2 separate regions of the Homo sapiens genome follow, and region 1 is linked to region 2. Evidence: read pairs that join two places in POLR2A ChIA-PET (ENCODE). Cell type or tissue: PC-9. All regions are shown on one strand. Links, peaks and the distances in the headings refer to the core of each region. The heading gives the core; the rest is flanking DNA.

What was found. ChIA-PET counts read pairs that join two places held together with the same protein. Peaks named below come from ENCODE experiments on the same cell type or tissue, not always from the same donor. Only the 100,000 strongest peaks of a DNase experiment are listed, where the experiment ranks them.
Region 1: POLR2A ChIA-PET joins it to region 2 with 5 read pairs; 2 of 35 experiments call an interaction of 5 or more read pairs at or near these places.

Annotation. Positions count from the first base shown.
Region 1 is chr12:76,207,826-76,210,747 of GRCh38, forward strand. No RefSeq gene overlaps it. Among named protein-coding and RNA genes, the nearest start is that of LNCOG, 51 kb to the right of the region's middle. In PC-9, for the core only: no CTCF peak of the experiment used is centred there; no DNase peak of the experiment used is centred there.
Region 2 is chr12:76,289,559-76,292,480 of GRCh38, forward strand. LNCOG (lncRNA osteogenesis associated) reads left to right here. Exons shown (of 4, transcript NR_146531.1): 2 at 2,558-2,712. Among named protein-coding and RNA genes, the nearest start is that of LNCOG, 31 kb to the left of the region's middle. In PC-9, for the core only: no CTCF peak of the experiment used is centred there; no DNase peak of the experiment used is centred there; H3K27ac peaks cover 1,122 bases.

The sequences.
Region 1 (2,922 bases), core at 164-2,663, 82 kb before region 2:
CCCTATTAAAATTGCACCCCACCCACCTCTCTTCCTCACTTCTTCCTCACTTTATTTTTCTCCATAGCACTTATCACTATCTGACATACCACACATTTGACTTACTAGAATGCAAGTTTAAAAATGGTAGGACTTTTTGTTAGTTTTCTTCATTAGTATGTGTACGTTCTCAATAAGTATTTGTTAGATGAATGAATAAAAACTGCTCTAATCCCAAAGCCCATTCCCTTATCACCATAATACACTCAGATCCTTTGTGTCCATCATATCTTCTTTTTACCTTTGTGGTACTTTGTAATACTAAATAACTTTTTAAAGTAAAGGCTTAAATTCAAGCTTATCTTAGAAAAGAAAAAAACAAGTCCAACTTATACTGAACTTGGAAACTCTGCTAGCAACAGTTCTTATCTTTATCAAAGAATGTTTATTATGTGTCCTCTTGTATGTAATGCTTTGCTGTGTACTGTGCAGAAAAATTAAACTGGATGGTTCATCTCTGGCTCCACTTCATCCTCCAATTGGCTGCTCACTGGGAGAGTCAGAACTGGTGCAGATGAATAAGTAGAGGACACATTGTACATACAACACCAACCCAAATCACAGGTAATTAGGAGCCAATATGTATAGGGCAATCAGAGAGAAAAGTCATAAGAGTTTTATTAGTAGACAGGATGAGGTTCACAGAAGTCATCCAGAAAGAACTTTTCCATCCAAAATGTTTCTGAAGTAGACATTGCTGAGAAGCAGTTTATCTCAAAAACATCAGCTTCTAAAAATTTATAGTTTAGTTCCTGGATACAAACATTTTTTGACTGATAAAGCTACAATAACCATGGAGCTGGAAGGAAAAATTGGCCACCCTTTGTCCTTGGGAAAAAATCCATCATCTGTGGTGCCATACAGACCTTGAACCTGATGCTAACTCTATTTTAAAAGCCCATTTCCTAAGGAGATATGATGCTACCATAAGCTACTGGTCATTGCGACAATCGTCATCATTTAGCATTCCTTAAGCAGCCTAACAAAGCATGAAATTAGAGATTCTTAACTACAAGCACCCTGTTTATCATTTTTTCTCTTCCATGCATATATTCCAAGTCATGTATAACAAGACTATGTTACAGAAACATTAAAAATGTACACCCATTAAAGCAACATGGACCCAGTCTGACTGCCAGCAGCAAATCCAGCTGCCACCAACATGGCTCCAGAGCCTTTTAGCTCCTCACCAGTGCCAAAAGACCAGTCATAAGAAAAGACAAATTATGGCAATTAGCATCTGGCATGTATAATTCTAAAATTAATTGTATTAGATTTTAAGCTCCTTTAGAACAAGAATAATATTTTCCTCATTTTTGTGTTCCACGAAGTGCCTATTTCAGTGCTTGGTAAATATATCTCCTCCCTCCAGTAGGCTAGGCTGCAGGACTGACAAGGAAAGGGATTTTTTTTTCCCTTATGGTAAATAGTATACCCATTATCTAACATGCATTTGGCACGAGATAACATTCAATACATATATTTTTTAGCAAATAAAATAAAGAACATTTACTTGAGTGAATACTGGCTGACCTGTAAAAATTAAATTTAACTCAACATTTGGGTTCTTCTGATTTATCATTAAGGTAACCATAAACAAAAGACTGTAGATTCAAATATTCTGTAAAAAGTTGCTGATAGGTCTAAAGTGAAATTCTGAATCAGCTCTTGATCGGGGAGAGGGTGGTTTAAACAAGTCATTTATATATTTTGGGCTTTATTTTCCTTGCTCCTTTCTGATGAATCTTAAAAGAAAATGAAGACTTGGGTTAGATCATCTCTATAGCTCTTTTAGCTCCATGTTTCTGTATTTATTATTTGTATAACCCACAAGGACATAGATGTATCTGCAGATGCTGATTCATTAACTGGCTGGGCCAAATGACTTTTTCTAAAGGAACAAACTACTAACAAACTTCCAGTGGTAGCCAGTTCCAAGATGGCCTCAATCATTCCAGCCCCTAATATTCACACCCTTGTGAGTCCCCTCTCACATCATACTAGAGTTGGTCTGTTTGACCAGTAGCATACAACAGAAGTGATTATGTATTACTTCCTAGACTGGGTTACAAAAATGAAAAGTGAGGAACTGAAGCCATCTGTAATAACCACATGGTTGTCTGGAAATGGATTCTTCAGCGTCAGTCAAACTTTCAGAAGACCGCAACCCTAGCTGACATCTTGACTGCCGCCCCAGGAGTCAGAACCATGTGGCTAAGCTGCTCCTGGGTGCCTGACCCCCAGAAACTATTTAGATGTACATTTTTATTTTTTCATTTGCTAAATTTGGGGGTAATTTGTTATGAAGCAGTAGATAACTATTACACTTTCTCATTCAAAATCCTACCTCCTCCTGGGCACATGACCAGTGTTGATTTCACCATTCCTGGAACTTACGCAGTGTTTGGTAACATATGTCTGATAAGAAAAGACACATGTTAGTGCCAGCATTTGTGTAGCCACTTGCTTTTAAACTCATCTTCATGGCTACATCATTGTATGTTGCAGTGATCTCATTATGATTTCCATCTCTGTTCTTTCAAGGTTGCACCTTGCTGTTGGCAACAATTCCCTTCTTACATGGCTGCCTGTATTACCCCATGTCATGCTTTCTTACTTAGTTGTACCATAAGTCAATTGATTGCTTTAACAGAAACACATTCATAGTACTTGTTTGTTTTTCAGTACTTCCTTAATTCATATATTTGCTCTTTGTGACAAAACGATCTTTGAAGAACTTTGAATACTTTTTTTTGGTCAAAGAATTTTTAAAAATTAAAATGAGTGGAATTCAAGTCCTTTAGGGATTCCATTTCCCACCTTAGGAAGTAATGTATACAAAACTCTTAGAACAGTCTGGCATAGAAATGTTCAATAAAACTG
Region 2 (2,922 bases), core at 297-2,796:
GCAGACTCTTGATTATCTAGTCCCTGATTACTTTTCTAATCTCATCTCCATTGGTTTCCTTCCTCCAAGGCTTGATGGAATGTGTACGAATTCAACTGCTAGAGAAATCATCGGAGGCAGCAAGACTAAGTATTAGAGGATAAGAGCTTAAATTAAGGCAATAGGAATGGGGATAGTAATAAGGATATGGATTTGAGAAATATTGAGTAGAACAGAGACAACTTAGTGACTAGTTAAATGTAAGGATAAAAAGAGGCAAAGCAGGGATGATGATGATGACAACGATGATGGCAATAAGTAAATGACACCAAACATTTTTCTGTGCAGTTACAACATATAAAGCTTTGTTTTTGAGTGTTTAGGTGTGTTAACACGTTAAAATTTCAAAACGATCCTATGGGATAGAAGCTGTATTTATCCACATTTTACATATAGGAAAACTGAGGCACATAAGTTTAATAGCTCGTCGAAATGCACACTGGGTACTTTCATACAGTCTAGCTTTAAAACCATGCATGATTAAGCACAAAACAGCCTCCTTTGCCTTGTCAAACTGATTGCCATCTCCTGAACATGCCATACTCCTTTGAAACCGTTGTCTTCCCATTCCTTCTGTGTGAAATGCCCTTATCCCTTCCTTTGAATGGAAACCTTCTTTACGACACATCAAATGTTACCTCCTCTGGGAAGTCCTCTCTGTGCCTTCCTCCAGCAGAGTTCTTTACCCCCTATTCTGTTTATATTATGCCATTTGCATGGCTCTATTGGGGAATATATTATACTATGTGCAGATTGGGGACATATAATACACTATGTGCCCATTACTTCTTAGCACATCTATTCCCACCCATGAACTAGACTATGAGCTCTAAAAAGGACAGAATCTGTGTCTCATTTATCTCTCAAGCCCCAGGATCTAGCATATTTCCTGAGCTATAGGAGGTACTCAATGCTTATTGAATGAATGAATGAGTGAATAAATGAATAAAAATATGGCCGGGCACAGTGGTTTAGACTTGTAATCCCAGCACTTTGGGAGGCCAAAGAGGGTGGATCACTTGTGGACAGGAGTTCAAGACCAGCCTGACCAACATAGTGAAACTCCATCTCTACTAAAAATACAAAAAAATTAGCCAGGCGTGGTGGTGCACACCTGTAGTCCCAGCTACTCAGGAGGCTGAGGCATGAGAATTGCTTGAACCCAGGAAGTGGAGGTTGCAGTGAGCCAAGATCGCACCACTGCACTCCAGCCTGTAGAGCAACAGAGCAAGACTGTCTCAAAAAAATGAATAAAAATATGGAGGTGGGAATTATCCACTCTGCTGTGTTACTAATGGTGATGATGTGAGCTCTTAATGCAGGATTGAGACAGATGAACATCAGTGGAGGGACCAGAAGAATCAAGTGGACAGGTTAGAGATAAACTTGAGACTGGCATGACTGAAGAGGTTAGCAAAATGACACCCAGAATAGCCAAGTAGGGGATGTCAAAAGTCTGAGGATGTAACTGTGGAAGATAGATGCAACAGGAACGTCTTAAGATCAGACCTGAAAGGAGTAACAAACAGATGTTACTCTTATTTCTGGGCACTGGTTTCAACAATTCCCCTGCCATTAAATTCCTGGAATATGGCTGCTGTTGACTTATTCCCCTTTTCCTAGAATTTCAGAAAGTATGTGAATTGCAGAATAGACACCATTACCAAAGAGTTTTCTGGAAAAGAAAACAACATTTGCAAGTAGCATGCAACAAAGATCAAGTCAATGTTTTTGTAGAAGCCAAAATTGCTTGAACCCCAAAATGTTATCTGAATACTTATCCCATTCACATGGCTGATCTTTACCCTCCATGTCTCCTCACCCACCATTTATGGAGGGACCTCCCCTGTGTGCTTGGTTGCTGGACTTATTTTGTAATCTGCTTCTTAGAGATCCCAGCCTTCTAATAAAGGGAATGGGTTGGTTTCTTTTCTCTCCATGTGTCAATATAATCTTCCTTTGTCTTTACACATTTTTACGTGCTGGCTGGAGAGCCACTTTGGTTTTTTGTTTTTTCTTTTGGTTTGTTTTTTGTTTGTTTTCTGAGACAGGGTCTAGCTCTGTCACCCAAGCTGGAATGCAGTGGTGCAATCATGGCTTACTGCGGCCTCAACCTCATGGGTGTCAGGCCTCTGAGCCCAAGCCTGCACATATACATCCAGAGGGCCTGAAGCAAGTGAAGAATCACAAAAGAAGTGAAAATGGCTGGTTCCTGCCTTAACTGATGACATTCCACCATTGTGATTTGTTCCTGCCCCACCTTAACTGAGTGATTAACCTTGTGAAATTCCTTCTCCTGGCTCAGAAGCTCCCCCACTGAGCACCTTGTGACCCCCGCCCCTGCCAATAAGAGAACAACCCCCTTTGACTGTAATTTTCCACTACCCACCCAAATCCTGTAAAACAGCCCCACCCCTATCTCCCCTCACTCTCTTTTTGGACTCAGCCCACCTGCACCCAGGTGAAATAAACAGCCTTGTTGCTCACACAAAGCCTGTTTGGTGGTCTTTTCACACAGACATGCGTGACATTTGGTGCTGAAGACCCAGGTCAGAGAGACTCCTTTGGGGGACCAGTCCGCTGTCCTTGCCCTCACTCTGTGAGGAGACCCACCTACGACCTCGGGTCCTCAGACCAACCAGCTCAAGGAACATCTCACCAATTTCAAATCGGGTAAGCGGTCTTTTCACTTTTCTCCAGCCTCTCTCACTACCCTTCAATCTTCCTCTCTTGCTACCCTTCAATCTCCCTGTCCTTCCAATTCCAGTTCTTTTTCTTCTCTAGTAGAGAAAAGGAGACACATTTTATCCGTGGACCCAAAACTCTGGCGCCAGTCATGGACTTGGGAAGACAGTCTTCCCTTGGTGTTTAATCACTGTGGGG